Regions from separate parts of the Homo sapiens genome. Here regions 2, 3, 4, 5 and 6 are each linked to region 1. A link is a contact called in ENCODE Hi-C or POLR2A ChIA-PET data. All regions are on one chromosome and are shown on one strand. The core of a region is the stretch at or near the end of the contact, and the rest is flanking DNA. Distances in the headings are between cores, read along the strand shown. Region 1 holds the start of NASP (nuclear autoantigenic sperm protein). Region 2 holds the start of NSUN4 (NOP2/Sun RNA methyltransferase 4). Region 3 holds the start of LRRC41 (leucine rich repeat containing 41). Region 4 holds the start of RAD54L (RAD54 like). Region 5 holds the start of EIF2B3 (eukaryotic translation initiation factor 2B subunit gamma). Region 6 overlaps ZSWIM5 (zinc finger SWIM-type containing 5).

Evidence for each region. Hi-C counts contacts between places; a loop is a spot of excess contacts on that map. ChIA-PET counts read pairs that join two places held with the same protein, here RNA polymerase II (POLR2A). Pooled maps may share reads with other maps.
Region 2: a loop to region 1 is called in a pooled map, with 29 times the contacts of the local background. The contact joins the promoter of NSUN4 here to the promoter of NASP in region 1. A Hi-C loop is called at or near these places in 6 of 37 single-sample maps with no recorded cell type and 12 of 50 pooled maps.
Region 3: a loop to region 1 is called in a map of CD4-positive, alpha-beta memory T cell, with 8 times the contacts of the local background. The contact joins the promoter of LRRC41 here to the promoter of NASP in region 1. A Hi-C loop is called at or near these places in 1 of 168 maps with a recorded cell type or tissue (CD4-positive, alpha-beta memory T cell), 5 of 37 single-sample maps with no recorded cell type and 12 of 50 pooled maps. POLR2A ChIA-PET finds 5 or more read pairs at or near these places in 3 of 52 experiments (B cell, OCI-LY7 and activated T-cell).
Region 4: a map of CD4-positive, alpha-beta T cell shows a loop between it and region 1 (26-fold over the local background). The contact joins the promoter of RAD54L here to the promoter of NASP in region 1. A Hi-C loop is called at or near these places in 3 of 168 maps with a recorded cell type or tissue (CD4-positive, alpha-beta T cell and naive thymus-derived CD4-positive, alpha-beta T cell), 8 of 37 single-sample maps with no recorded cell type and 14 of 50 pooled maps. POLR2A ChIA-PET finds 5 or more read pairs at or near these places in 9 of 52 experiments (Caco-2, GM10248, HCT116 and 5 more).
Region 5: a map of B cell shows a loop between it and region 1 (25-fold over the local background). The contact joins the promoter of EIF2B3 here to the promoter of NASP in region 1. A Hi-C loop is called at or near these places in 4 of 168 maps with a recorded cell type or tissue (B cell, CD8-positive, alpha-beta T cell and naive thymus-derived CD4-positive, alpha-beta T cell), 2 of 37 single-sample maps with no recorded cell type and 11 of 50 pooled maps. POLR2A ChIA-PET finds 5 or more read pairs at or near these places in 3 of 52 experiments (H1, PC-9 and T-cell).
Region 6: a pooled map shows a loop between it and region 1 (4-fold over the local background). The contact joins the enhancer-like site here to the promoter of NASP in region 1. A Hi-C loop is called at or near these places in 2 of 50 pooled maps. POLR2A ChIA-PET finds 5 or more read pairs at or near these places in 2 of 52 experiments (OCI-LY7 and activated T-cell).

Annotation. Positions count from the first base shown.
Region 1 is chr1:45,581,458-45,585,817 of GRCh38, reverse strand. NASP (nuclear autoantigenic sperm protein) reads right to left here and starts at 1,777. Exons shown (of 15, transcript NM_002482.4): 1 at 1,613-1,777. The coding sequence starts at 1,671. RefSeq lists silencers at 1,082-1,381, 2,292-2,351 and enhancers at 1,882-2,191, 2,642-2,701, 3,112-3,161.
Region 2 is chr1:46,338,490-46,342,849 of GRCh38, reverse strand. It overlaps NSUN4 (NOP2/Sun RNA methyltransferase 4), which reads right to left and starts at 2,043. Exons shown (of 6, transcript NM_199044.4): 1 at 1,931-2,043. The coding sequence starts at 2,023. RefSeq lists enhancers at 756-845, 1,973-2,182, 2,843-3,642.
Region 3 is chr1:46,300,993-46,305,352 of GRCh38, reverse strand. LRRC41 (leucine rich repeat containing 41) reads left to right here and starts at 1,737. Exons shown (of 10, transcript NM_006369.5): 1 at 1,737-2,229. The coding sequence starts at 2,031. UQCRH (ubiquinol-cytochrome c reductase hinge protein) reads right to left here and starts at 1,655. Exons shown (of 4, transcript NM_006004.4): 1 at 1,533-1,655. The coding sequence starts at 1,586. RefSeq lists enhancers at 901-1,482, 1,483-2,066, 1,802-2,201, 3,622-3,741, 3,232-3,814 and 1 more and silencers at 2,192-2,251, 2,302-2,351, 2,382-2,531, 2,882-2,951, 2,982-3,531.
Region 4 is chr1:46,245,742-46,250,101 of GRCh38, reverse strand. RAD54L (RAD54 like) reads right to left here and starts at 2,339. Exons shown (of 18, transcript NM_003579.4): 1 at 1,694-2,339; 2 at 1,504-1,590; 3 at 1-102. The coding sequence starts at 1,696. RefSeq lists a silencer at 2,519-2,778.
Region 5 is chr1:44,984,254-44,988,613 of GRCh38, reverse strand. EIF2B3 (eukaryotic translation initiation factor 2B subunit gamma) reads left to right here and starts at 2,019. Exons shown (of 12, transcript NM_020365.5): 1 at 2,019-2,121. It also overlaps the pseudogene PPIAP35. RefSeq lists enhancers at 1,676-1,725, 1,436-2,017, 1,976-2,245 and a silencer at 1,796-1,885.
Region 6 is chr1:45,050,655-45,055,014 of GRCh38, reverse strand. It overlaps ZSWIM5 (zinc finger SWIM-type containing 5), which reads left to right. Exons shown (of 14, transcript NM_020883.2): 5 at 3,762-3,941. Among named protein-coding and RNA genes, the nearest start is that of UROD, 41 kb to the right of the region's middle. Within about 2 kb of position 1,919, at least 3 of the 41 ENCODE cell types and tissues checked have a DNase peak (open chromatin) inside an H3K27ac peak, as active enhancers do; they include OCI-LY7, where a contact is called at or near this core.

The DNA.
Region 1 (4,360 bases), core at 528-3,027:
AATTGGCCAGGTGTAGTGGCACACCTGTAGTCCCAAGCTACTAGGGAAGATCAGTTGTGCCCAGGAGTTCGAGGTTGCAGTGAGCTATGATCACAACACTACACTCCAGTCTGGATGTGAGATCCAGACCCTGTCTGCAAAAACAAAACAAAAACACACAGCTGTCAGTGAAATACTGACTGCTAGAGCTGTCTAGGAAACATTATAAAAAGCAGCTCTTTTTATAATAGCTATAGCACGACTCCCAAGCCCAATCTATACTGCTTATATCGAATCAATGGGGAAAGAGGCAGGTAATGGGAGTTTGAAATTAAAATTGTATTTCCCATGAGTTCCCAAATGATTCTCAGGGTGACTTGAGAACCACTGCTCTACAAGAACGCAGAGAGAAAAGGTGGTAAGCAGAGATATACGTAAATCTCTAACTATAAACAAACAAAGACATAATCATGACAGAGTGTAAGCCTATAGAATATCAATTTAAAAAACTTCACAGCAACCATTCCTTTTACAGGGAAGGCAACTAACCTCTAAAGCGCACAAGATTAGAAAAAAAAATAGAACCAGATGCCTAAAAAAATATGGCAAGATTGGGAAATCAGACCTACTGTATGGGAAACAGCACTTGTTTCCTTGAACTCGTGTAGTGTTTCCCTCCACTGTTCAAAAAACAGATTACGCCTGAGTGGCACTGTGCCGCTTTCAAAACAATCCTATCTTGTTTCCCTCCAGTCCTTCTCCACTTCGTGCATACTACTGCCGATTCACCTAGCAACCAAACAGTGCTGGTGAGAGCTCCAGACAGCGCTTCCTGAAGACGCTTTACGTCCGGTAATGTTCCCCCCAAACAGACACCACCTCCAAAGTCTAAAGAACGACAATCCTCCCCACCACAGGCAGGGGCTCACGGAGTCGCGGGGAGCGATAACTATCTCCCAGCACAAGACGTGAGCGAGGTGTCGGGGGGAACTAGCCTCGCCGGCCCCACGGAGATAGTCCAAAGCTCCTGCTGGAGCCGCAGCGGCCCCAAACAATGGAGTTTTCCCGCCTCCTCAAGGCCCCGCCCCCTGCCCCAGGGCCGGCGAGGGAAGCGAACGCACGCGCGCAAAACCCCGCCCTCAGCAAGGCCCCGCCCACCCCGACCCCTCAGGTCCAGCCTCCTTCCTCGTGCAAGGTTTTTTTTCCCTTTTGGCGCCAAATCTTCGTTGGTTATATTCCCGGGTTATCCAGGGGTTCTACCAGAGGCACACGCTGGGGACAGAAGGGGCGTGAAGGCCAACCCGCGCGCCAGGGCCCCGCCTCCCGGCCAACCGCCCCGGGCTGGGGGAGGAAGGAGAGGGGCAGGCGAAGGATACAGCCGCCGCTGCCCCCGGCAAGATGGCGGCCGCGAAAAGCGGGGCAGGGGGCGCCAGCCGACCGCCGTTACCGCTGCTGCGCGAGGCTCTCAGCAAAAGAAGGACTGCTCCAGTGACCAGGCCTTCCCGAACAGCGACAGCTGCTCTTGGGAAGGCAAGTACTCCCGCCCACCGGTCTGCCCCTTCTCCGGAGCCCCCGTCCATTAGCCCTCCCCGCGGACTGGCCAGTGCCTTAAGCTTTCCACAGTCCCGCTTACTTGTCGGCAGAAACCAGCTCCGCGGCGACGGCGGCAGTGGCTGTGGACTCCATGGCCATCGTTCCCCTGAGGTGGCGAACCAGCGAACGGAATAGAGCCTGCGAGAAAAACAGGCAATTTGGGACGCCAGAGACTCACTCAGGGACAGAAAATGGCAGATTAGAGACCCCGCGCGGCCGGGGCCCTTTTATATACGAGGACCCTTCGCCCCGCCCATCCACTTCCGGATCCTCCCCCTCGGGTTTAAAGGGCCAGGACTCACCACCCATACCCTCCGTCCCCCGCCGGCCTACCACTATCTAGACACCTCCTGCCCTCTCCATATGGCTCCGCGGGATTGTTTCCCTCCCTAGCCCGACTTCTCCAATAAACAGCAACTTCCTGCTTCTCCAGCAAGTCGCATAAGAAGAACTGGAATCTTGACACTACAACTCCTGACAGGACGCCCCTGCGGCATCCAGAGACAGGGAAGCCAGTGCTGCTCTGCATGTTCAGGGCGAGTAGCTGAGAGTCTCCTTCCGGCCTGGATACTGAGGAAGGTGACTTAGACTTTCTCTCCGTCCTCTGAGTCGTAACGGACGGACACGCAAGGGCCGAGGACGGGTACAAGCAGCAGCGACTAGAACTGATCTGGGTGAGATCTAGGCCTCAGCAACAACTGACGCAAAAAGATTTTGTTCTAGGATTGGCTACAGCTGAAACTACCGCGCTTGATTCAAAGCTCGGGGCTTGCAGCGGGAGGCAGCTGGCTCCTCCCTCTGAACCCGCCCCCTTTGGCTGGCCCAATCCGCTGATCCCATCCTCTTAGGCCCTGCCCAGACTCCAAATCTACCAGAATTAATGCTCCCAGCGCTGTTTGTCCACTCCTGCCTATGATTTGCTGTGTGACTACTACTCGTGGGGGTACCGTGATTAGACGCTTTAAAGCTATTAGCTATCTTGTTTAATATTAACAATGCTACTAGTGAGATCAGTGTTAGTCTGTTTCTTAGAAAAATAAACCAAGGGGCCGGACGCGGTGGCTCACGCCTGTAATCCCAGCACTTTGGGAGGCCTAGGCTGGTGGATCACGAGGTCAGGAGTTCAAGACCAGCCTGGCCAAGATGGTGAGACCCCCCCGTCTCTACTAAAAAATACAAAAATTAGCCGGGCGTGGTGGCGGGCGCCTGTAATCCCAGCTACTCGGGAGGCTGAGGTAGGAGAATACTAGAACCCGGAAGGCAGAGGTTGCAGTGAGCCGAGAGCTCGCCACTGCACTCCAGCCTGGGCAACAGAGCGAAACTCCGTCTCAAAAATAAATAAATAAATAGGCCAAGGTTCCAACCTGGCCAACATGGTGAAACCCCGTCTCTACTAAAAATACGAAAATTAGCCAGGTGTGGTGGCAGGCTCCTGTAATCCCAGCTACTCGGGAGGCTAAGGCAGGAGAATCACTTGAACCCGGGAGGCAAAGGTTGCAGTGAGCCGAGATCTCGCCACTGCACTGCAGCCTGGGCAACAGAGCGAGACTCCGTCTCAAAAAAAAAAAAAAGGGGAAGCTGTGACTTGTTCAGAAAGTTGCAAGACAAATCAGTTATGGAAAGCAGTGTGCCTCATTTCCTGCAAATGGCTGAGTGAAAAATAACTGGCAGGCTAAAAAGCTGCAATTCCTCACACCTGGAGTATCATCCATTCCTTTTCACCATGGCCCAGTCTACGCTGATCGGAGTAGGGGTTTTTATTTCCCTTTAGGTTCCAGCATATTGGGAAAGATTCCTGGAGAGGATTCTTATTCCAATCTGTCAAGGCTCGAAGAGGTTGAAATCTTTGGGGCTAGAGAGCTGGACGTGAAAATGCCAATTCCTATGGCAAACATACATGGGCTCTTCCATTATTAGCTAGGTGACGTGAGCCAGGTCACGTAACCCGGATTGTAATCGAGTAGCTGGGATTAAGGTTAAGTGTAAAATGAAGACATATTAGTAGCCACCGCTTAAGGACATTGTGAGAATTACAGGTAATTAGCACTGTGTAGAATTCACGCTAAGCACTCATTGAATGGCTACCACAGTCTGATGATGTGGTAAATGGAGGGTGTTGGGAGGGGAGATCTCTCCAAAGTCCTTGCAGCCAGGGCTAGGGCCTGAGAAAACCTCTGCAATTACTGGTGTGACCGATTCATCCATTAAATTAATATTCACTGAGCAACTTTGAGGTACAAGACTTTGTACTAGGTTCTGGGGACAAAAGACATGGACTCTACCTTGAGGAACTCAGAGAAATATATTTTAAAATATATTTTAGGCTGGGCGTGGTAGCAGGTGCCTGTTATCCCAGCACTTTGGGAGGCTGAGGCAGGCGGATCACTTGAAGTCAGGAGTTCGAGACCAGCTTAGCGAACATAGTGAAACACCATCTCTACTAAAAATACAAAAATTAGCCGGGAGTGGTGGCAGGCTCCTGTAATCCCAGCTACTTGGGAGGCTGAGGCAAGAGACCCACTTGAACCCAGGAGTTGGAGGTTGCAGTGAGCTGAGATTGCACTACTACACTCCAGCCTGGGCGATGGTGAGTCTCCATCTCAAAAAAAAATAAATAGCTGGATGCAGGCCGGGCGCGGTGGCTCACTCCTGTAATCCCAGCACTTTGGGAGGCCGAGGCGGGCAGATCACCTGAGGTCAGGAGTTTGAGACCAGCCTGGATCCCCTGGTGAAACCCCATCTCTACTAAAAATACAAAAATTAGGCAGGCGTGGTGGCAGGCGCCTGA
Region 2 (4,360 bases), core at 794-3,293, 760 kb before region 1:
GCTGGCCAGAAGGGGTGTGCTGGGGAGTGTTGACTAGGGAGAGACATTTGTGGGGAGTATGTGACTGTCTTAACTCTGGGGACTTAGGGGACTTCGGTTGGGGGGAAACTGGAGTGGGAAGAGGGGGTTCATTATAGCTTCTGCGGGGAAGTGACTGGGGTGGAGATATAAACTGGTTGCCCAGGGGTGAAGGGAAGGAAAGGACAGAATGAGGACCATGGGGACGAGATGGTTCCTGGGAACAGGGGGGACCAGAAGTTGTGGTGTCCGGGGTTAGGATGAGGTAAGAGTTCCCAGTTGCCTCCCAGGAGAGAAGGGACTCAATGCAAGCCTTCCTGGGAGCCTGGGACTGGGGTGAGCAAGGAGAATCAGTACTCCCGGGGCACAGGCAGATGGCATAGCAAGGACTCCCAGGGGTAGGTATGTAGGCCTCTGAGGAAAGATGGGAGTAATGATAAGAGCCCTCCTGAGGTGAGCTGGGAGAGCCAGGCATGCCTGCCTGAGAAGAGAGTGGGAAGCCACAACAATTTTTCTCAAGGGGCAGGTCAAGCTGTGGTTTGGGTTCACAAGAGTCTAGAGGCTTAAGGCTGCCATGGTAAAAGCTGCCAGTAGGTGGGGAAGATGCTGGGGAGAGAAGGGGGTCATTATAACTTCTCCCTGAGAACCAGTGAGAGGGCAGAGAGATCATCAGCCCAGTTTCCAAAACTCTGTGAGAAAGGGTTGGGGAGGCCATAGGACTAGTTTCCACCGGCCGGCGAGCAAGAGGAGGTGAAATCGTGAGGCAAGTTCCCGGGGTCCTATGTGTAGGAGGAGGCGAAATCATGGGTCCAGTTTCCAAGGGTACATGAGTGAGCTGAGGGGAGGTCACTGGGCTCGTTCCCGGGGACTGATGAGCAAGGGGAAAGGAGGTTGCCGGGCTGGTTCCAAAAGCTGAAGGCCATCCGCTAGAGTAACAGAGATTAGTGTGCTGGTCACAGTACGTGCCTTGAAGACAGGGACGCCGCATTCTGGAGGGACTCATCCAGCTGCAATAAGGTGTCCGCTGACAGAGAGGGGGTGACCCCGGAATGCTGAACTGCTCAAAATAAGGGCTGGAGAGTGGGGAACCCGAGTGGCAGGGCTAGCGGCAGTAGGTCCTTTCCAGGAGTGGGGAAGAGGACTCAAAAGACCATCTCCCTGAGTGCGAGGAAGGTTGTGGGGGTGGAAGAGATGGTGGAGGTGGCGAGGGAATCGGCTGGGGTGGGCAGGGGGGCGTGCCGGTCATAGAAGAAATTCCAGGGCTTCCAGTGAGGCAAGAAAAAGGGTCTCTGGAGAAGCAAGGAGAGTCCAGAGGATGAGAGGATTCGTTGCACCTTTTGCCAGGGTTTGGGCCGGCAGTATGGACAGGGTGGTCGCTGTAACCTTGCCCGGTCGCCAGAGGCAGCTCGAGGTTGAGGAAGGGGCTGAATCCTTTCCTGCAAGGCGGCGGAGACCCAGGAGTGCAGGCAAGGTCGCTATGGTATTTTCCGAGGGGTGAGGGCGACCGGGCTGGAAAATCAATGAGGAAAGGAGAAGTCATGTGGGGGAAGAATGGGCAAGGGAAAGGGGGAGGGGAGGGAGGGAAGTAAAAGGGGGAGTGGGGGACAGAAAGGTAGGTGGACACAGCTGGGGAACAAGAGACAGTGACATCACTAAAAGAATGAAGGCGAAGGTGATGACGCAACTTGGGCGGAGTCAGGAGACTGCAGACGTAACAAGTGGAAGACACTAACGCTCGGGACATAGAGTGCGGACAGAGGCGGTGACGGAAAAGACGAGAGAGGGAGGTGCCTAAGGACGTTCCGTGGAGTGCTTGGGAAAGACGCTAGGCGTTCTAGAGGGCCGGGAAACGGAAAGACTGGAGAAGTTTCCACCCTCACTTTTCCCTCCTGCGCCCCCAGCCGGACCTTACCCATTTCTTCTTATATCGATGTCTCCGCGGGACCGTCGCGAGGTCCACACGCTTCAGCAGCTCCCGGACACCCCTCAGTGTCAGCGCAGCCATATCGGCGTGCTCCACGGGGTAATTCCGACCGGAACCGCGACAGGAGACTCGCGTGTTCCGGGGAGGTGGTGAGCGCCACCCGGCGGGACACGAGCGAAAAAAGGGAAAGGAAATACATCTGACGCTCTCCCAGGACTCCGCGCGCCTCTACAGACTCCGCCCAGCCAGGAGTCCCCTGAAGGCTGCTGGAAAAAGAGCAACCTGGCACCCGGAATAATGACTCTGCCTGGATGCTTAGAGCAGTGCGAGGGACTCCCAAGAAGCCCCTAGCCCACTTGGGGGACCAGGGAGGATTAGGAGTTGGTGGTTGAGTACCGAAAGAGTTAGCTAGGCGAAAAGGGGCGGGAAGGGCCTCCTAGGCCGAAATTGCATGGAGGAAGATCCTTAGGTAGAGGAAAATGAGACCAGGCTTGTAGGCAGAAGCAGATTTGCAGTGAAACAAATGAAGCTTAAGTTTCGGGACCTGGCCGGGCGTGGTGGCTCACGCCTGTAATCCCAGCACTTTGGGAGGCCGAGGCGAGCAGATCACGAGGTCAGGAGATCGAGACCCTCCTGGCTAACACGGTGAAACCCCGTCTCTACCAAAAATACAAAAAATTAGCCGGGCGAGGTTGCTGGCGCCTGCAGTCCCAGCTACTCGGGAAGCTGAGGGATGGCGTGAACCCGGGAGGCGGAGCTTGCAGTGAGCCCAGATCGCGCCACTGCACTCCAGCCTGGGCGACAAAGCGAGACTCCGTCTCAAAAAAAAAAAAAAAAAAAAAAAAAGTGGAGGCGTGAATAACCCACCCCTTGTTTAGCGTACCATCAAGAAATAACCATAAAAATGGGCAAGCAGCCCTTGGAGCTGCTCTATCTATGGACTATCCATTCTTTTATTCTTGTACTTTAATAAACTTGCTCTCACTTTGCATTGCGGACTCGCCCTGAATTCTTTCTTGTGCGAGATCCATGAACCTCTCTTGGGGTCCGGATCGGGACCCCTTTCTGGTAACAATGCCTGTAATCCCAGCCAATCTCCCTGCCTTTTGATCTCCCTGCCTCACTCCTACCCACCCTGATAATTGGCTGTTGAATGATCATTTAAAAACACAGTTTCTGATCATGTCCCTCCTCTCCACTGGATCCCTACTGGTGATGTCAAATGTTGTGGGGCCTAACGCTTCCGCAATTTGAGAAGACATAGTTAAGAAAAATAATACAAAACTTGGCCGGGCGCGGTGGCTCACGCTGCCCCCAGCCGAAAGCTTTTTCTTATTTGGCATTTGAATGTGGAATTTTGGAATTTTCTTATTGGCAACAAATACTGTCAGTTATTTTCCTTGAAGTGACAGGCTCACTTTGTTCATTTTTCAAGAAAAAGGCTGGCCGGCACTGTGGCTCATTCCTGTAATCCTAGCACTTGGGAGGCCGAGGTGGGTGGATCACCTGAGGTCAGGAGTTGGAGACCAGCCAGGCCAACGTGGTGAAACCCAGTCTCTACTAAAAATACAAAAATTAGTTGGGCATGGTGGCTCATGCCTGTAATCCCAGCTACTTGGGAGGCCGAGGCAGGAGAATAACTTGAAACCAGGAGGCAGAGGTTGCAGTGAGCTGAGATCATGCCACTGCACTCCAGGCTGGGCAACAGAGTGAGACTCTGTCTCAAAAGAAAAATTCTAGTATATTAAAATATAATTGATTTTTTCTGTTGACCTTGTATCCTGAGACCTTCCTAAACTCAATTATTACTTTTGGTAACTTTTTGGAAATCTGTTCAGGTTTTCTATGCATATGGTCATGTCTTTTGTAAATAAAGACACTTTAACTTCTTTCTTTTCTATCTATATCCCTTTTTTTTTTCTTTGCTTTATTCCACTGGCTAGGACTTCCAGTACACAGTTGAATGTAAGTGGTGATGGTAGGCATCCTTGCCTTGTTCCCATTCTTAAGAAGAAAGCATTTAGTACTTCACCATTATATATGATGTTAGCTGTAGTTTTGTGTGTGCGTGTACCTGCATGTGTATAGATGTCCTTTCTTAGGTTTAGAAAGTTCCCTTCTGTTCCTAGTTTGCTGAGATTTTAAAAAATCATGATAGTTGTTGATTTTCCTTAAGTTTTTTTTTTTTTTCTGTTAAGATGATCATACAGTTTTACTCCTTTTTTTTTTTTTTCTTTTTGACGGAGTTTCGCTCTGTCACCAGGCTGGAGTGCAGTGGTGCCATCTCGGCTCACTGCAACCTCCGCCTCCTAGGTTCAAGCAATTATTCTGCCTCAGCCTCCTGAGTAGCTGTTATCACAGGCATGCACCACCACGCCTGGCTAATTTTTGTATTTTTAGTAGAGATGGGGTTTCACC
Region 3 (4,360 bases), core at 488-2,987, 720 kb before region 1:
TTTCTGAGGCAGGCTCCATTTCTTTCTTTAGTTTTTTTTTTTTTTTTTTTTTTTGAGACAGGGTCTCACTCGGGTTGCCTCGGCTGGAGTGCAGTGACACGATCACGGCTCACTGCAGCCTGGACTTCCTGGGCTCAAACTCCCGAGCAGTTGAGACCACAGGCGTTCACCACCATGCCCGGCTAATTTTTATATTTTTTGTAGAGACGGGGTTTCGCCACGTTGCCCAGGCTGGTCCAACTCCTGGACTCATGCTACCTGTCTGCCTCGGCCGTCCTCCTAAAGTGTTGGGATTACAGGCGTGAGCCACTGCGCCCGGCCTCAGGTTCTATTTCTTTTTAGAAATAATAAGACTAGAAAAATTAAGGGATAAATAAGTCTCCAATTATTCTGAACCCACAGCCCAGAATGGCTGCCCCCAAGTGACCAGAGAACAGACGGACAGGAAATGAGATTAGAAACAACTAGTAGCTGTGTCGCAAAATTGATAAGAGTCCTGGTTCTAGAACCGCGCTGCTTGGCCGCAATTCCTGGCTGCACCAATTTGGTAGCTGCATGACCTTAGAAAAGATATTTAACCTCTATGCTTGTTTCCTCATCTGTAAAAATGGCACTAATAGTACCCAACACTTACTTCATAGGAATAGTGTGTAGATGAAATGAATTAGGGCCGGGCGCGGTGGCTCACGCCTGTAATCCCAGGACTTTGGGAGGCCGGGGTGGGCGGATCACTAGGTCAGGAGTTCGAGATCAGCCTGGCCAACAGAGTGAAACCCCCGTCGCTACTAAAAACACAAAAATTAGCCAGGCGTGGTGGCGGACACCTGTAGTCCCAGCTACCTGGGAGGCTGAGGCAGGAGAATCGCTTGAACCCAGGAGGCGGAGGTTGCAGCGAGCCGAGACCACGCCACTGCACTCCAGCCTGGGCGACAGAGCGAGATTCCATCTCAAAAAAAAAAAAAAAATTAATTAGTGCATATAAAGCACTTGGAATAGCAAGCAGTCAATAATTATAGCAGCACTCTTTCTCTGGGAAAGAGCTCCCTCTTCCATCACAGAATCACATCGTACATTCTTTCATTGTCCCCAAAGACACACACCTTCCTCAAAGAAAAGGAACACAAGGCCAGGTCTTCCGAACCTCCATAGAAGATGTGGTAGGGATTCCTAACCTGAGCTGGGGCAAGGCGGTCTGTTTGCTCCCCAAATCTGTGAAACGCGGGCTTCAGAACATCTGACTGACTGCAAACATAGGTCATATTTTTACAAGACTTTAGTCCACAAAACATTTTCGCTCTCAAACCTTCACTACATTCACAGAATGCAGAAGCCGAGGCCCAGAGAAAAACTAGTCATCTATCTGTCCAAAGTCACCGGACGAATTCTGGGGAAAGGTCGAGGGAACTAGAGCTCCCGACTATGCAAACCCTAGAGGGTAAACTGGGGGCTAAGAGGGCCCCGTGCGTGTTTTGGCGGGCTAGGTCCTGGGCTTCAGGGCAGAGAAGAGGGCCGAGTGGATCGCCTTGCCTTACCTCCTCAGGATCTCCGGATTCGGTAAGCATCTTTTGCTCGTCCTCCAGTCCCATGTCTGGCTACGGTTCTAGATTCAACACGAGCAGCAACAGCGGCACCTAACCCAGTTCAGGATCAAGAAGGACTTGTAAGGGTCACTCAGCGGAAATCCGGCGATCTGGCCGGAAGTGCGGCACACTCATCGTGGTCGCGAACACATGCTCAGATTGGCATGTACTACCAGCCGCAGGCAGAGGTTAGGGGTAGCTGATGTTTGCACCCGAGGAGGCTTTGCTAAGAAACATCCCCTTAGTCATACCACACCCAAGTATAATTGATCTAGGAGTTTATCTAAAATAGTAGCTCCTAAGAGACTTGGAAAGTGTGCTAATTTCTTCGAAATTTCTTTAGAATAATTCACATTCTTCCCCATATCGCTTATGGAGCCGTCCTAACTGCTGACCTTTTCAAGATGGCGGTCCGCGGGCGACACTCTCGGGCTCGCGCACCTCCCCAAGATGGCGGCGCCCGAGGCCTGGCGCGCCCGGAGTTGCTGGTTCTGTGAGGTAGCGGCGGCAACGACCATGGAGGCCACGTCCCGGGAGGCGGCGCCAGCGAAGAGCTCGGCCTCGGGCCCCAACGCTCCCCCCGCCCTGTTCGAGCTGTGCGGGCGGGCGGTGAGCGCCCATATGGGGGTTCTGGAGAGCGGGGTGTGGGGTAAGTCGCGGGGTGAGGGGCTACCTCTGGCTAAGAGCAAGGGGCGGCCCAGCGGCCGGGGGGCGCGGGGGGCGAGGCCGGGAGGCCCGGGGCAAGGCCCAGCCTGGGGCGCTGAAAGCCAGCTCGTAGGATCGGAGAATGAATTTTGTGACTGACAGGGCTGGACAGAGTAAAGACGGAGACCTAAATGGGCAGGCTGACCCGCACCGCGGCCTGGCTCGGGGGCGCGGGGGGCGAGGCCAGGAGGCCCGGTCTGGAGCGAAGCAGGCTGGGCCCGGGCGACTGAGGCTGGATTGCGGCTGTGGGCCGCGCGAACTGACACTCGGCTGGGCCGGGCAGGAGAGTCTCGGATGTCGAACCGGTGGGCAGCGATGGCCCGGCTGCCCTAGGGCAGGGGCCGAGGTTAGGAGGCCCGGCCTAAGGCAAGGCCAGGCCAGGCCCGGGGCCACCGAACCTGACTGATGGCCCCGGGGCTCCAGCATCTGCCTGACACGCCACGGGGGTCGAGATTCCGGAGGCCAAGCCGATGGGCGGAGGGGAGGACAGCAGATTGGAGAGCGAGGGAATGGGGCAGGGGGAGAGGCCGAACGAAAGGGTCGGGGCGCCGCGGCCTGTCTGACGGCCCAGGGCTGACGGGAGCGAACCGACAACCGGGGTCTCGGGTGCCAAACTGACTAAGCGACCGAGCGACCGTGCGACCCGCAGGACAGGGAGCGCCGGAGGCCACTCGGATCGGCTCGAGCGGCGAGGAGGGACCGGAGAGCGAGTGGAGGGGGGCCCGGAGCGGCTTAAACAAGCGAGGGAGGCTCGAATGACGGACAGGCGGGAAGGGCCAAGGAGGCCCCAAGCGGGGCGACGGCCCGGGGATCCCGGACTGCCGGGCTGCCGTGGCAGGGGGCGCGGCGCCGCCAAGAGGCCTTGGGCTGAATGGGAGTGAACGGGGGCCCCAGGCCTGAAGGCGGCCGGGACCAAAGGGCCGGGCCTGGATGGAGGGCGGCCTGGGGCGCCGGGATGAACGGCCGGGGAGGGCGAACCGGCCAGTTGGGCTGGGAGGCGGGGCTGTGGGTTGGGGACCGCTGGCCGCGGCCTGGCCGCTGACGAGGGAAACTTGGGTCCGACGTGGGGCAAGTGAAAGAGGGGAAAGTGAGGCTCTGCCAAGCAGGCCTAGCCGCGCTGGGGACAGGGGAGGCCTCGGGCCTGAGAGGCTGCTGGCTCTGTGAGGGTGGGGTCGGGAGGCCGGGGTTGGAGTTGGGCGAAGAGGTGGCAGGCCCGGCCGAGGCCTGCTGGGGAGGGGGGCAGGAGAGCAGGCCCCGGGCCTGGAAGCGGCGCGGGGGAGGTTCCACCAGGAGGCCTTGCGGGTGGCCGTGGCGTCTTTGCAGGAGGAAGGCCCTGGTCAGGACAGGAGTGAGGACTTTGAGGACTCGAGGTTGCAGGGCGCGGAGTTTGAGTTATGCCATGAGGAGGGGGTGTGGGGAAAAGGCCCTGGAGTTTGGGGGGACTGAAGCTCCGGGATAAGCTGGAGGGTGGTCGGGGAGGCCCTTGGCTGTGGGAGTGGAGCCCAGTACCATGAGGCCTGAGTGTCCTGCATAGTGGTGGTGGAAGAGGCTTTTAGAAGTCGGCCGGTGTGCGGAGGGGACAGTGGAGGCCCCAGGCCAGCCAGCGGCTGAGAAGACAAGGGGCAGGCCGACCCATGGGGAACAGGAGGAAAGGCTCCGTAGAGCTGAGCAGGGAGCTCAGAAAAGTCCTAGGGCATGGGGAAGAAGGCAGAGAGGGTCTGGCTTTTCCGCCTGGAGCTTCTGGGATGCTAAGACTGGCTAAAAAGGAAGATGACTGGGTGCGGAGGCCCAGGTTGGGAAGCAGCAGCATTAAAGGTGCAGGCTAGAAAGAAGCAAGGAAAATCCCGGCTTAAGAAGAATGGAGAAAGGAAGAGAGGAGTTTGTGGGTAACTGGGGATGAGAATTCCTGTGGCTGCAAGAAGAGATGGCTAACTAGAGGGGAGCAGGTTGGAGGGAAAAGGGGTAAGGCTCTGGAGGAACTTCTTCCCGTGTGGCCTCTTCCCCCTAAAACAATTGACAGTTTACTGAATCTCCCTTTCCCCTTCTCCCTCCCCTACCACTGCTGTACATACCAC
Region 4 (4,360 bases), core at 1,090-3,589, 660 kb before region 1:
ACAAGGTGGTTGATTGGTTAGCTGACTCAAAGGTTTCCGAAAAGGAGACAGGAAACACTCCTGGATCTGGGTCTCACTGCTGGATTTCCGTTTCCTAGGAGTCTAGGAGAGAGAATTGGGAAAGGTGAAGTCTAGAAGACCACAGAAATCACCATAATGGCAACTAACACTTGAAGTGCTTATTAAGTGCCAGGCACTGTGCTAAATTCTTCACACATGTCATAGTGTATCATCTTCATAGCAACTCTATTATGTAGAGTTATTATCCTTATTTAAGAGGTGAGAAAACTAGAGCTTAATGAGATTAAATAACCTGCCTAAACTGAGCGGGGCAATGGAAGAGGTAAATAAAATGGGCCTCTGAAGAGCAAGTCTACCAACAGCATGGAGTCCTGGTGGCCCAAAGCTTCACTCCAAAAGCTCCATGGAATGATGGAGCAACCAAACATTTCGCTGAGTTTCCAAGAGGCAAGAATACAGCTGCCTTCAACTCCCAGGCCACTGAGGCCACTCCCCACTCAGGCCACCCATGGCTGTGAGGACACTGGCACTAAAAGCATCTTCAGAAGCAACCAGCAACTGACAGCAGACCCAGATGCAGAGAATGCTGCCCCAAGTTCAAGTCTGAGACCCATGTACATGGCAAGGGTCAGCCAATGTGCCTCCTTCACAGGTAGAGAAGCCCCTTGCACACCACGGTACAACTATTGAGCAAGCCCCATCAAGCCATTAGGCAAGAACACACTTGTACCAGCTTGCCAGGATATTTGAAGCCTCAGTGATCCTGTAAGACACACCTGAAACAAACACCAGCACCCCTACCCCACACCTTATTCACACACTGCTCCTGCCAAAAAGTGCCTTCTAGTCCTTGCGTAGCTGATCCCTTCCTTCAAAGTTCCAGTGGCCAAGCCCCCACTTCTTGAACTGCTCTTATTCTCTGAAGTCCATGCTGCACTGTCCTATTTATTTTGGTTTACATAGGTCCTGCCCACAGCCAGCCCCAACAAGCCTCCAAAACAGGAAGCAGAGCCCAGGGCCCAACCTAAAGTAGAATATACTGTACTTGAGTATGAGCAAGGACTGGAAGGACACAACCTGTCAGATCTAGGCCCAAGTGAGCCCAGGACTCCAAGGTAGGCCCAGAACACTCTACTGTTCTGTGACACTGGGCAGGGGACAAAGAGCAAAAGAGCCAGCTGCTAATTGCTGTTGTGTAGCCCTTTTTTCCAAGCAGAGTCAAAAGGTCCAATCCAACTGGCTCTTTTGCTTATCTTTTCCCACCAGGAAAACTGAGGCTATATTAGCTTCTAGTGACTACCCTGAGGATAAAGATTTTACTAATCTTGTTCAATGCCTGGCACATAGTAAGTACTCACTAAAAGTTTATTGAACATACAAAAGAGGCATCTGGAATTGGCTATGTAACCCTAGAAACCAAATCCTGGCTTCTTTTCTGTCCAAACAGCTCTACCCACCTTCCCTGTCCCCTTGAGTGCTCACCACTAGGCCAGGTTGCCAGTCTTCATCATCACAGGACCTGCCTTCAGGTTTTCTCTTGGCCAGCTGGCTGGGAGCCAAGCTCCTCCTCTGTAAAGGGAGAACAGAAACAGTGCCTGCAAGGATCCTGCAGCCTAGGCCTACTAGACCCTGACCCAGGGCTATTCCCAGTCTCCCCTAGGCCCACACTTACCATCCTGGGCCTAGGAGTTTAAAACGTCAAGTACCCATGAGCCAAAGGTCAAAAGCAGGCAGCGGCTAAGAGTGTAGGACCAGGGTCTAATCTGTAGAGGGGGCTGCTACATTATTGAGAGGACCGGCTAATTAAAGAGGGGGCATGGATGGCGGGAATCCATCCAGGAACTGGTGTTTGGAACCAAACTGTGAGAGTGGCCGTCCCCAATAAGCCGAGACGAGAGATTAGGCCAAAGAGGAAGAGACCAAGCAGAGATTAGTGTGGGATTGGGGAGGAGGCAGGTGGAGTCCCAGACTGGGCGGAGTGGAGTGGGGATGATGGTCCCAGTCCGGGTGAAGGGAGGAGGTAGTTGCGCGGCGGGGCGGGGTGGGATTGGGGGTGGGTAATCACTGGCCAGGAGAGAGAAGCTGGGGTGAAAGTCCGAGGCCCGGGTGGGGAGGGCGAGTCTGGAGAAAGGAAATTTCCCAGGGCTGGAGGTGGAAACCAGGATCAGACTCAGGGAGGTCGAGCAGGAAGCCACGCGGGCGTGTAAAAAACCCAGGTTAGGAGGGGAATACCAGGAGGGGCTGAAAAGAGCGACAGAGATAGACGCAGACCCCAGCACCTCTCTCTCAACCTTCCTGTTCCCAAAGCGCGCGTTAACAGCCGCCAAGACTCACCGACCCGCCAAGACCGGGTCAATCGAACCTCCCGCCGCGCTGCCGTCGTATCACCCATTGGCTGCGTTCGATGAGTTCGGCGCTCGCGACCCAAGGAAGAGGCGGGAATAGTGCTGCGCCCAATGAGGAGTCTGGGCTCTGGAGCTGGAGAAGCTAAATTGACCTACTAGGAGGCGTGACTTAGATGGGAGGGCGGGGCCAACAGAGGTGGGCGGTTGGGCGAGAAGAGAGGGGCGGGGCGGGGGCGGGGGTGGCGGGGGAGGGGCGGGGCCAACAGCGAGGAGCAGTTGGGCGAGAAGAGCGGGGCGGGGCGAGAAGAGCTGGACGGGGCGGGGAGGGGCGGGGCCAACAGTGGGGAGCGGTTGGGCTAGAGGAGCGGGGCAGGGCTAGAAGAGCTGGACTGGACGCGACGGAGCGGGGAGGGGAGGGGCGGAATTACTACCTGCGAGCTGGAATTCGGCCCGTCTCGGGTGTTTGTCCCAGGTCGGTGAGCTGTGGTCCCGCAGCTATGGAAGGGAAGATTTACGCCACATTGAGCAGCAGGGGAGTTACCACCTGTAGTGGACAGCTGGGGATTATGAAAGGCGGCACATTTCTGGGAGTTTGGATTGAATCTACAGTGGTACCAGGTCTAGAGCGGAGGGCCGGGGTTGGAGTCAGGCCTCGCCCACCCAGAAAGTGGGGAGAGGCATTCGGCCCAGACTGCCACGTGGCGGGCTCGGGCAATGGGAGCCCCCGGATGACGCGACTTTCTCGCTCAGGGGTGTCTTGAAAGAAGCTGCCTTCCTCTCCAAGGCCAAACCGCGTTGGAGGAAGCGTTGTGTTTGGAGTCAGAGATTTAATCATCCAATCTCTCAAAACGTCAGTTTCTTCATATCTAAAGTGGCATTATAATAGTACCTCCCCCCCATGGCTATTCTGACAAGTAAATTAATGTGCGTAAAGCACCCAACAGTGGCATGCACAACCTAGGTACTCACTAATAATGATAAGGGTGTATTTATAGCATTTACCACCAGGCATTTCTGAGCTTCTAAGATATAACAGTTCATGTAATGCTCATGACTATGAGGTAGGTTTATTTTTGTCCCCATTTTGTAAGTGAGGAAACAGGCCTAGATAGGCTAGTAACTTGTACAAGGTCACACACCTGAGTATAGCTTAAGCCATCCTCACAGGGTTATCAAGAATTCTGAGGTCAGGCATGGTGGCTCACACCTGTAATTCCAGCACTTTGGGAGGCCGAGGCAGGAGGATTGCTTGAGCCCAGGACTTCCAGATCAGCCTGGGCAACACGGAGAAACCCCATATCTACAAAAAAATTAGCCAGGCATGGTGGTGCACAGCTGTAGTCCTAGCTATTGCAGACGCTGAGCTTGGAAGCATCGCTTGAGCCTGGAAGGTCAAGCTGCAGTGAGCCAAGATCGCGCCACTGCACTCCAACCTGGACGACAGAGCAAGACCCTATCTCAAAACAAAGAATTCTGGGCCGGGCGCGGTGGCTTACGCCTGTAATCCCAGCACTTTGGGAGGCCGAGACGGGCGGATCACAAGGTCAGGAGATCGAGACCATCCTGGCTAACACGTGAAACCCCGTCTCTACTAAAAATACAAAAAATTAGCCGGGAGCGTTGGCGGGCGCCTGTAGTCCCAGCTACTCGGGAGGCTGAGGCAGGAGAATGGCGTGAACCCGGGAGGCGGAGCTTGCAGTGAGCTAAGATCGTGCCACTGCACTCCAGCCTGGGCGATAGAGCGAGACTCCGTCCCAAAAAAAAAAAAAAAGAATTCTGGAGAGAAATATCGTTTTAATTAAGTATTAATCGGTTGGGAGGCTGTGGCCAGCGGATCACTTTAGGTCAGGAGTTCGAGAACAGCCTGGCCAACATGGTGAAACCCCGTCTCTACTAAAAGCACAAAAATTAGACGGGCGTGGTGGCAGGCGCCTGTAATCCCAGCTACTCATGAGGCTGAGGCAGGAGAGTCGCTTGAACTCAGGAGGGGAGGT
Region 5 (4,360 bases), core at 770-3,269, 600 kb after region 1:
TGAGCAATGTAGAGAAAGGATTTGGTTATAAAGGTTCCTGCTTTCACAGAATTATTCCAGGGTTTATGTGTCAGGGTGGTGACTTCACATGCCATAATGGCACTGGTGGCAAGTACACCTGCGGGGAGAAATTTGATGACGAGAGCTTCGTCCTAAAGCATACACATCCTGGCATCTTGTCCATGGCAAATGCTGGACCCAACACAAATGGTTCCCAGTGTTTCATCTGCACTGCCAAGACTGAGTGGCTGGATGGCAATCCTGTGGTCTTTGGCAAGGTGAAAGAAGGCATGAATATTGTGGAGGCCATGGGGCACTTTGGGTCCGAGAATGGCAAGACCAGCAAGAAGATCACCATTGCTGACTGTGGACAACTCTAACAAGTTTGGCTTTTGTTTTATCTTAACCACCAGACCATTCCTTTTGTAGCTCAGAAGAGCACCCCTTCACCCCATTTGCTTGCAGTATTTTTTTTTTTTTTTTTTTTTGAGACGCTGTCTCACCCTGTCGCCCTCTCCCAGGCTGAAGTGCAGTGGCACGATCTCGGCTCACTGCAACCTCCACTTCCCGGGTTCAAGCAATTCTCTTTCCTCAGCCTCCCGAGTAGCTGGGACTACAGGCGCACGCCGCCATGCCTGGCTAATTTTTTCTTTCTTTCTTTCTTTCTTTTTTTTTTTTTTTTTGTATTTTAGTAGAGACGGGGTTTCACCATGTTGCCCAGGCTGATCTTGAACTCCTGAGCTCAGGCAATCTGCCTGCCTCGGCCTCCCAAAGTGCTAGGATTACAGACGTGAGCCACCACGCCCGGCCTGCTCGCAGTATCTTATCTTTGTGCTCTTGCTGCAGTTCCCTTTGGGTTCCATGTTTTCCTTGTTCCTTTCCATGCCTAACTGGATTGCTGAGTTAAGTTTATGATTATGAAATAAAAACTAAATTAAAAAAAAAAAACAGGGTCTCACTCTGTCGTCTAGGCAGGAGGAGTGCAGTGGCCCGATCATAGCTCACTGCAGCCTCGAACTCCTGGGCTCAAGCGATCCTCCCGTTTCAGCCTCCTGAGCAGCTGGGACTACAGGCACACACTACCATGCCCAGCTAATTTTTACTTTTGTAGAGACTGGAGGCTCTCTCGCACAGGCTGGTCTTGAACGCCCGGTTTCAAGCAATCCTCCCACCTCGGCTTCCCAAATTGCGGAGATTACAGGCATGAGCCACCATGCCCAGCCGCCCCCAGTTTTGATGGCTAAAGTTAACGTGAGTGGCCCTGTTACAAATAGGAAGTCCCGGGCCGGGCGCGGTGGCTCACGCCTGTAATCCCAGCACTTTGGGAGGCCGAGGCGGGCGGATCACGAGGTCAGGAGATCGAGACCATCCTGGCTAACACAGTGAAACCCCCGTCTCTACTAAAAATACAAAAAAATTAGCCGGGCATGGTGGCAGGCGCCTGTAGTCCCAGCTCCTCGGGAGGCTGAGGGAGGAAAATGGCGTGAACCCGGGAGGCCGAGCTTGCAGTGAGCCGAGATCGCGCCACTGCACTCCAGCCTGGGCGACGCAGAGCGAGACTCCGTCTCAAAAAAAACAAAAAACAAACAACAACAACAACAACAACAAAAACAAATAGGAAGTCCTGGCAACCCCTGCAGGGGCATTCGGTGATTTTTTTCACTAGCTAGCCAAAATTGCGGCTCCCAATGAGCTTTCTTTCACCGAATGTACTCGAAGCCAGGTCTTAGACTTACTCCCTGAGGAAAGAGGCTGAGTTGTTCCGTCTGGGTTCCCGGCACCCTGCACTGGGAGGAATACTCAAAAGGCGTTGGTAATGTGTTAATGGACAGAGGGACACACGTGTCGAATGCTCCTCGGTGGCCCCGCCCCCTCCGGCCCGCCTTCCCTCCTCTCCGCTGAGTGTGCTTCCCCTCCGTCATCCATCGCTCGGCGGTCTTCTCTTCTCCATGGGTCTGCTCTGCGCGTTCCATCGAGTTTCTCGGCCATCGCGCGCCTGCGCCATTGGGCTGTCAGTCAGAGGCGGCGTGGAGATCGCTGGGAGCGGTTGCGGCGTGCCGGGAGCTGAGTTATAGCTGTGACTTCTGCCCTGCCAGGCCGCACACAAGCTGGCTGACCCGGGTGAGCAGTGCGGTGGGGCCACTCATCTGAGGGAGGCGGGCATGTCGAACTGGGCCGAGGTGGACCCGAAGGGGTAGGAGAGGGTGCTGAGCCCCGAAGTTGTCAGCTCGACTCCCTGCTCGACCCGGTGTAGCTGTGTCCGAAGTAGAAGGGAGGTTGGGGATGAGAATCCGAGCCAACCACCTTATGCAACAGATGGAGGAACTAAGTTTCTAATCTCAGCTACTCGAGAGTCTGAGGCAGGAGAATCGTTTGAACCCAGGAGGTGGAGGTTGCAGTGAGCCTAATTCGCGCCACTGCACTCCAGCCTGGGCAACATAGTGAGACTCTCCGTTTCAAAAAAAAAAAAAAAAAGAAAAGAAAAGAAAGAAACGAAGTTTCGGGGAGGGTTCTGCTTAAAGTCACAGCGAGTGAGCGAGCACCAGACCGGTACCAGACGCCTTTAGCACTGTGCCTGCACTCTTTCAGCCTCAGCCCTTCATTCATTTGTTCAGCCTGCCTTTAGTTGTTTGGATGCAGGGCAGTGAAATATAGGGAGGAGCAGTGAGGTCTCTGCCTTCAGGCAGCACACGTGGAATGACAGACCAATTCTGATACAGTTTTCTTATCTATTTACAACTGGAAAAGGCATGAGTGCTATGATGCAGGCAAGTCTGAGATGCGGTGAACACCCTCTCCAAAGCTTGGGAGGCAGCGAGACTCGTTGCCATGATTCCCGTCAGCCATAGTCGTGGCAGTGACATGAGCATTTGACAGTCTGCCTGGTAGCATGATTAGTTATGTTCATGATTACTATTCATGCTTCCTAGGTTGCCTTTCTTCACCCAGGGCCTCCTTGAGAGCTGGAACCTCAGTTCCTAGTGACCTGGGTTCTAATGCCCTTATGCACATGTTTGAGTTTGACTCTTATACAGTTGTGAAGTTCACAGGTCCTCATTCCACTTTGATTTCTGGCATCTGACTGGGAATACAGTGATGATGCACACACAGTCCAAGAAAGTCACTCTTACACTCTTATGTAGACATTTAAGAGACATTAATGTTACACTTAAGTAGACATTTAAACACATACGTGCAATGAAACCCGTAAAGGCTAAGAGAATCTGCACATGGCAGAATGGAAGCACTTCGGGAAAAGGAGTCACTTCTGGAGGGGTGGGAACGGTTAGGAATGGCTTTGTAGGCAAGAGGATTCTTGAGCTGTCTTCAAAGTTTAATAGGTGATTACTAGACACAAGAGAAAGGCAGACTAGGAAGCAACAGTAGCAGTGCAGAGACCAGAATTATGAAGCAGCATGGCTCAATTAGTACGAAGGTTTTCCATAATCTAGTCTCTGTCTAGTAAAGCAAATACAAATATAGTGCTTCTCATAAGATGGACATTATTGGCCGGGCGCGGTGGCTCACGCCTGTAATCCCAGCACTTTGGGAGGCCGAGGCGGGTGGATCATGAGGTCAGGAGATCGAGACCATCCTGGCTAACAAGGTGAAACCCCGTCTCTACTAAAAATACAAAAAATTAGCCGGGCGCGGTGGCGGGTGCCTGTAGTCCCAGCTACTCGGGAGGCTGAGGCAGGAGAATGGCGTGAACCCGGGAAGCGGAGCTTGCAGTGAGCCGAGATTGCGCCACTGCAGTCCGCAGTCCGGCCTGGGCGACAGAGCGAGACTCCGTCTCAAAAAAAAAAAAAAAAAAAAGATGGACATTATTTTGTCTGCTTTACGTAGAATAACAAATTTAATCTTAACAACAACTCTGTGAAGTGAAACTATAATTATCCCCATCATAAAATGCAAAAATTGAGGCATAGAAAATTTACGTAGTTTGCCCTAGTTCACACAGCTAATAATAAATAGTAGAGCTAGAATTCAAACCTAGGCATTCTAGCTCTATGGTCTGTGAACCTAACCACCAGGCTTCCTTCTAGAAGCTGAGGACACTGAGAGTTTTAAATGTCAGGCCCCTGATCACACCTATGAGTGTCAGAATCATGACTCAAACTCATCTTTTGACTTTTTTTTTTTGGGACAGGGTCTCACTCTGTTGCCCAGGCTGGAGTGCAGTGGTGTGCAGCCTTAACCTCCCAGGCTCAGGTGATTCTCCCACCTCAGCCTCCCGAGTATCTGGGACTACAGGCATGCGCCACCATACCTGGCTAATTTTTTATAGAGATGGGGTCTCACCATGTTGCCCAGGCTGTTCTAGAATTCCTAGGCTCAAGTGATCCTCTCATCTTGGCCT
Region 6 (4,360 bases), core at 670-3,169, 530 kb after region 1:
ATCTTAAAAAAAATACAAAAAATTAACCGGGCATGGTGGCAGGTGCCTGTAATGCCAGTTACTTAGGAGGCTGAGGCAGGAGAATCGCTTGAACCTGGGAGGCAGACATTGCAGTGAGCTGAGATCATGCCACTGCACTCCAGCCTCGGTGACAGAGCGAGACTCCATCATTGCTCAAGAAGAAAATTTAAGGGTTATCCTTGATTCCCTATTTTCTTTTACATCCAAACCAAGACCTGTTGATCCTCAGAGTTAGAGGACTGAATGAGATAAAGTGCTTAACACCTTAATTCCTAGCTGATGAAAAGAAATCAGTGATAGCTATTATTTTATTATATTTAATATTTAATAATTACGTAAAATTTTAATTTCCATAGTAGCTACCTTTGCTTTGAGTTTTTGATACTTTTAAAATTTTTTGTTGTTGTTTTTTGAGAAAGTGTCTCACTCTGTTGCCCAGTCTGGAGTGCAGTGGTGCGATCTCAGCTCACTGCAACCTCTGCCTCCTGGGTTCACTCAATTCTTCTGCCTCAGCCTCCCAAGTAGCTGAGACTACAGGCGCGCACCACCACGCCCGGCTAATTTTTCTACTTTTGTAGAGACAGGGTTTCACCATGTTGGCCAGGCTGGTCTCAAACTCCTGACCTCAAGTGATCCACCTGCCTCGGCCTCCCAAAGTGCTGGGACCATAGACATGAGCCACCACGCCCAGGCCAAATTTATTTTTATTGATTTACTTTGAGACAGGATCTCACTGTCCCCTAGGCTGGAATACAGTGGTGTGATCATAACTCACTGCAACTCAAACTCCTGGGATCAAGAAATACTTCCACCTCAGCCTCCCAAGTAGCTGGGATTACAGGCAGAGGCTATCACACTCAGCCAATTCTAATTTTTTGTAGAGGTAGGGTCTCACTATGTTGCCCAGGCTGATCTCAAACTCCTGGCTTTGTGATCCTCCACCTCAGCCTCCCCAAGCACTGGTATTACAAGCATGAGACACTGTACCAAGCCAACACTTTTTTTTAAGTTGTAGGAAAATATGCTTCTGGATACTGATAACAGTCTTGTGAGTGATGTTTTATACAGGCAACTAGTAGGATTTTTTGCTTTGTCTCTTTCTCAGGGTTGTAATTGTATTGAAACAAATTTATAAGGATGTAATTAATAAGACAGAAAACTCATTTGTAACTTATAGGTGAAAGTACTTGTGCTCACTTTCTAGGGATCCTTTTTTTTTTTTTTTTTTTTTGAAACAGAGTCTCGCTCTGTCGCCCAGGCTGGAGTGCAGTAGTTCAATCTTGGCTCACTGCAACCTTTGCCTCCTGGACTCAAGAGATTCTCTTGCCTTGGCCACCTGAGTAACTGGGATTATAGGCACACACTATGATGCCTGGCTAATTTTTTGTATTTTTAGTAGAGATGGGGTTTCACCATGTTGGCCAGGCTGGTCTCGAACTCCTGACCTCAAGCAATCCACCTGCCTCCGCCTCCCAAAGCACTGGGATTACAGGAATGAGCCACCGCACCCGGCCAGGATCCCCTTCTTAATATCAAAATGCCTAGGAAATTGGAACTCCTCCAGGACTAGAATTAGCACCCTGTTTCTTTACCTCTTAAGCCTCTCATCTCACCTAATCTGTTTTCCATTCCTATTATCCTATTGATTTTGCCATTCCTAAGGTCACCAGAGTTCTTCTGAAGTTGCCAGATTTAGTAGCTTCTTTTTTTGGTCCTCTTTTTTACCTGTGAAGATTAAATATGAAAATCTGTTTCTACACTATAGATGAAAAGCCCTTCTTAAACTGTAAAATAAATGTTACTATAATCCCCTAAAGAGTCACTGTTGTAAGTATCAGTTCCTTTTTTCTTTTTTTTTTTTTTTTTGTTTGAGACGGAGTTTCACTCTTGTTGCTCAGGCTTGAGTGCAATGGCGGGATCTCAGCTCACTGCAACCTCCGCCTCCCAGATTCAACCGATTCTCCTACCACAGCCTCCCAAGTAGCTGGGATTACAGGCATGCACCAACACACCTGGCTAATTTTTTGTATTTTTAGTAGAGACGGGGTTTCTCCATGGCAGTCAGGCTGGTCTTGAACTCCCGACCTCAGGTGATCCGCCCACCTCAGCCTCCCACAGGGCTAGGATTACAGGAGTGAGCCACTGCACCCAACACATAATATAGTTTCTTTTTCATGGTACATTTAAAAAATTGAATTGAAAAAATAGAAATGAGGGTTTTTTCTTTTTTTTTTTTCCCATCACCCATGCTGGAGTGCAGTGGTGTGATCTCGGCTCACTGTAACTTCCACCTCCTGGGCTCAAACAATCCTCCCACCTCAGCCTCCTGAGTAGCTGGGACCAGCTGGGTGCATACCACCATGCCCAGCTAATTTTTTGTATTTTTGGGAGAGACAGGGTTTCACCATGTTGCCCAGGCTGGTCTCAAACTCCTGAGCTCAAGTGATCTGCCCTCCTTGGCCTGCCAAAGTGCTGGGATTATAAGTGTGAGCCACAGCACCCAGCCAGAAATTAATTTTCATCTTCAATTAATATCTGAAATTGAGGCTAAGATGGCTTTTCAAAACATTCCTATTTGGCTTTGAGAGGCTTTGAAATAGTGTCCAAATGTACTTCTATCCATGGATGTAACTACATCCTAAAGGATGTTTATATTAAGACATACTGCAGCCAGCCATGGTGGCTCACGCCTGTAATCCCAGCACTTTGGGAGGCCAAGGCGAGTGGATCACCTGAGGTCAGGAGTTCTAAACAAACCTAGCCGACATGGTGAAACCTCATCTCTACTAAAAATACAAAAATTAGCCGGGCATGGTGGCGGATGCCTGTAATCCCAGCTACTAGGGTTGGGGGTGGGGTGCGAGGGGGGGCGCTGAGGCTGGAGAATTGCTTGAACTCAGGAGGTGGAGGTTGCAGCAGTGAGCCAAGATCGCCCCATCTCACTCCAGCTTGGGGGGCAAGAGCGAGACTTTGTCTCAAAAAAAAAAAAAAATCCCAAGAAAGTAATGGTTTTAAGGCATCACAAGTTATCAGCAGTTTGAAAATCCAAGTCCAAATAAATTATTTTTCTTGGATAAGCAAATACCAAGATTCTACTATGTGCTAGGTAATATGCTAGACCCTTTACAAAGGTTATCTCATTAAATTCTCACAATATCCCTACAAAGTAGGTATTTTTATGATCTCAGTTTTACAATTGAATGATTTGATGAAGCTCAGGAAGTTCAGCTAAGCAAAAAAATAAAACCTTTTCTGACTTCCTCGCTTCCAACCATGTCCTTGTGTTAAATGCCCTTCCTCTATGCTGCTTTCATACCCTGAACATATCTTTATCTTAATACTTATCATATTCAAATGGAATTATGTTTATTTATCTGTCTCCCTCACTAGACAGTTCCTCAAGGGTAGGAACAGTGTCTGCTTTATTCACCAGCACAGAGCCTTAACATAGGAGGCTCTTAATAAATATTTATTACACTGCAGATTTGAGCTCAGAGTTCAAGCCTAAATCTGTCTTTATATCACAGGCACACAGATTGAAATAAGATAGTCACTCTACTTTAAGGAAGTGTTGGGAAGGAAAAACAAGCCAGTTCTGAAAATCTTAGCAAGTTTTTTATATTAAGAAAAGATAATGCTTTGGAAACTTTCTCTACCATCTAAAAATGAAACTGAAACATTAAGGCTTACACACACATCAAAGGAGAGATGTTAAGAATATGGGTTGCTTTATTTTCCAGGGGCTTTATGGGTGTGCATAATTTTAAATCCACACTGCAAACTGGAGGAGAAATCCTGCTGGCTGCAGCAGCTGCAGAAGTGGAGCGACCTGGATGTCTGTCCCCTGGAGGATGGAAACTATGGACATGAGCTGCCCAACATCACCAATGCACTTCCCCAGAGTGCCATTCACAGCCCAGGTGAGCCAAGTGTCCTTTTAGGCTCTTTGTACCTGGAACTTCAAAAGGTGGGAGGGTAAACCCTAGAACAATGGTAGCTGGATAGCCTTTTAGCTGTCAGAATTGCCATTCTAAATAAGAAAAGCCTGTGTTTTTATTCATCTTGAAATGCCGAACCTTAAGTAAGGATAAGCTTTTATCTTTGACATTGAGTTGCTGTCCTTTTCCACATCTAGAGTGTCCTTACAGTGCCCAGCATAATGTCCTAGAGCCTCTGCGTGACTCCTGGTCTACTCTTCTGGTTCTTCATGTCTAATGTATTAAATATCTTGGCTTCAGTTGGGGTTGGTTTTAGCTGAGACCTAACTTAGGGGAGGAACAAAAGACCTGTAAGAAGCAATTTTAAAAAGTGTCCTGACCATAGCTTTTCTTACTTCTGT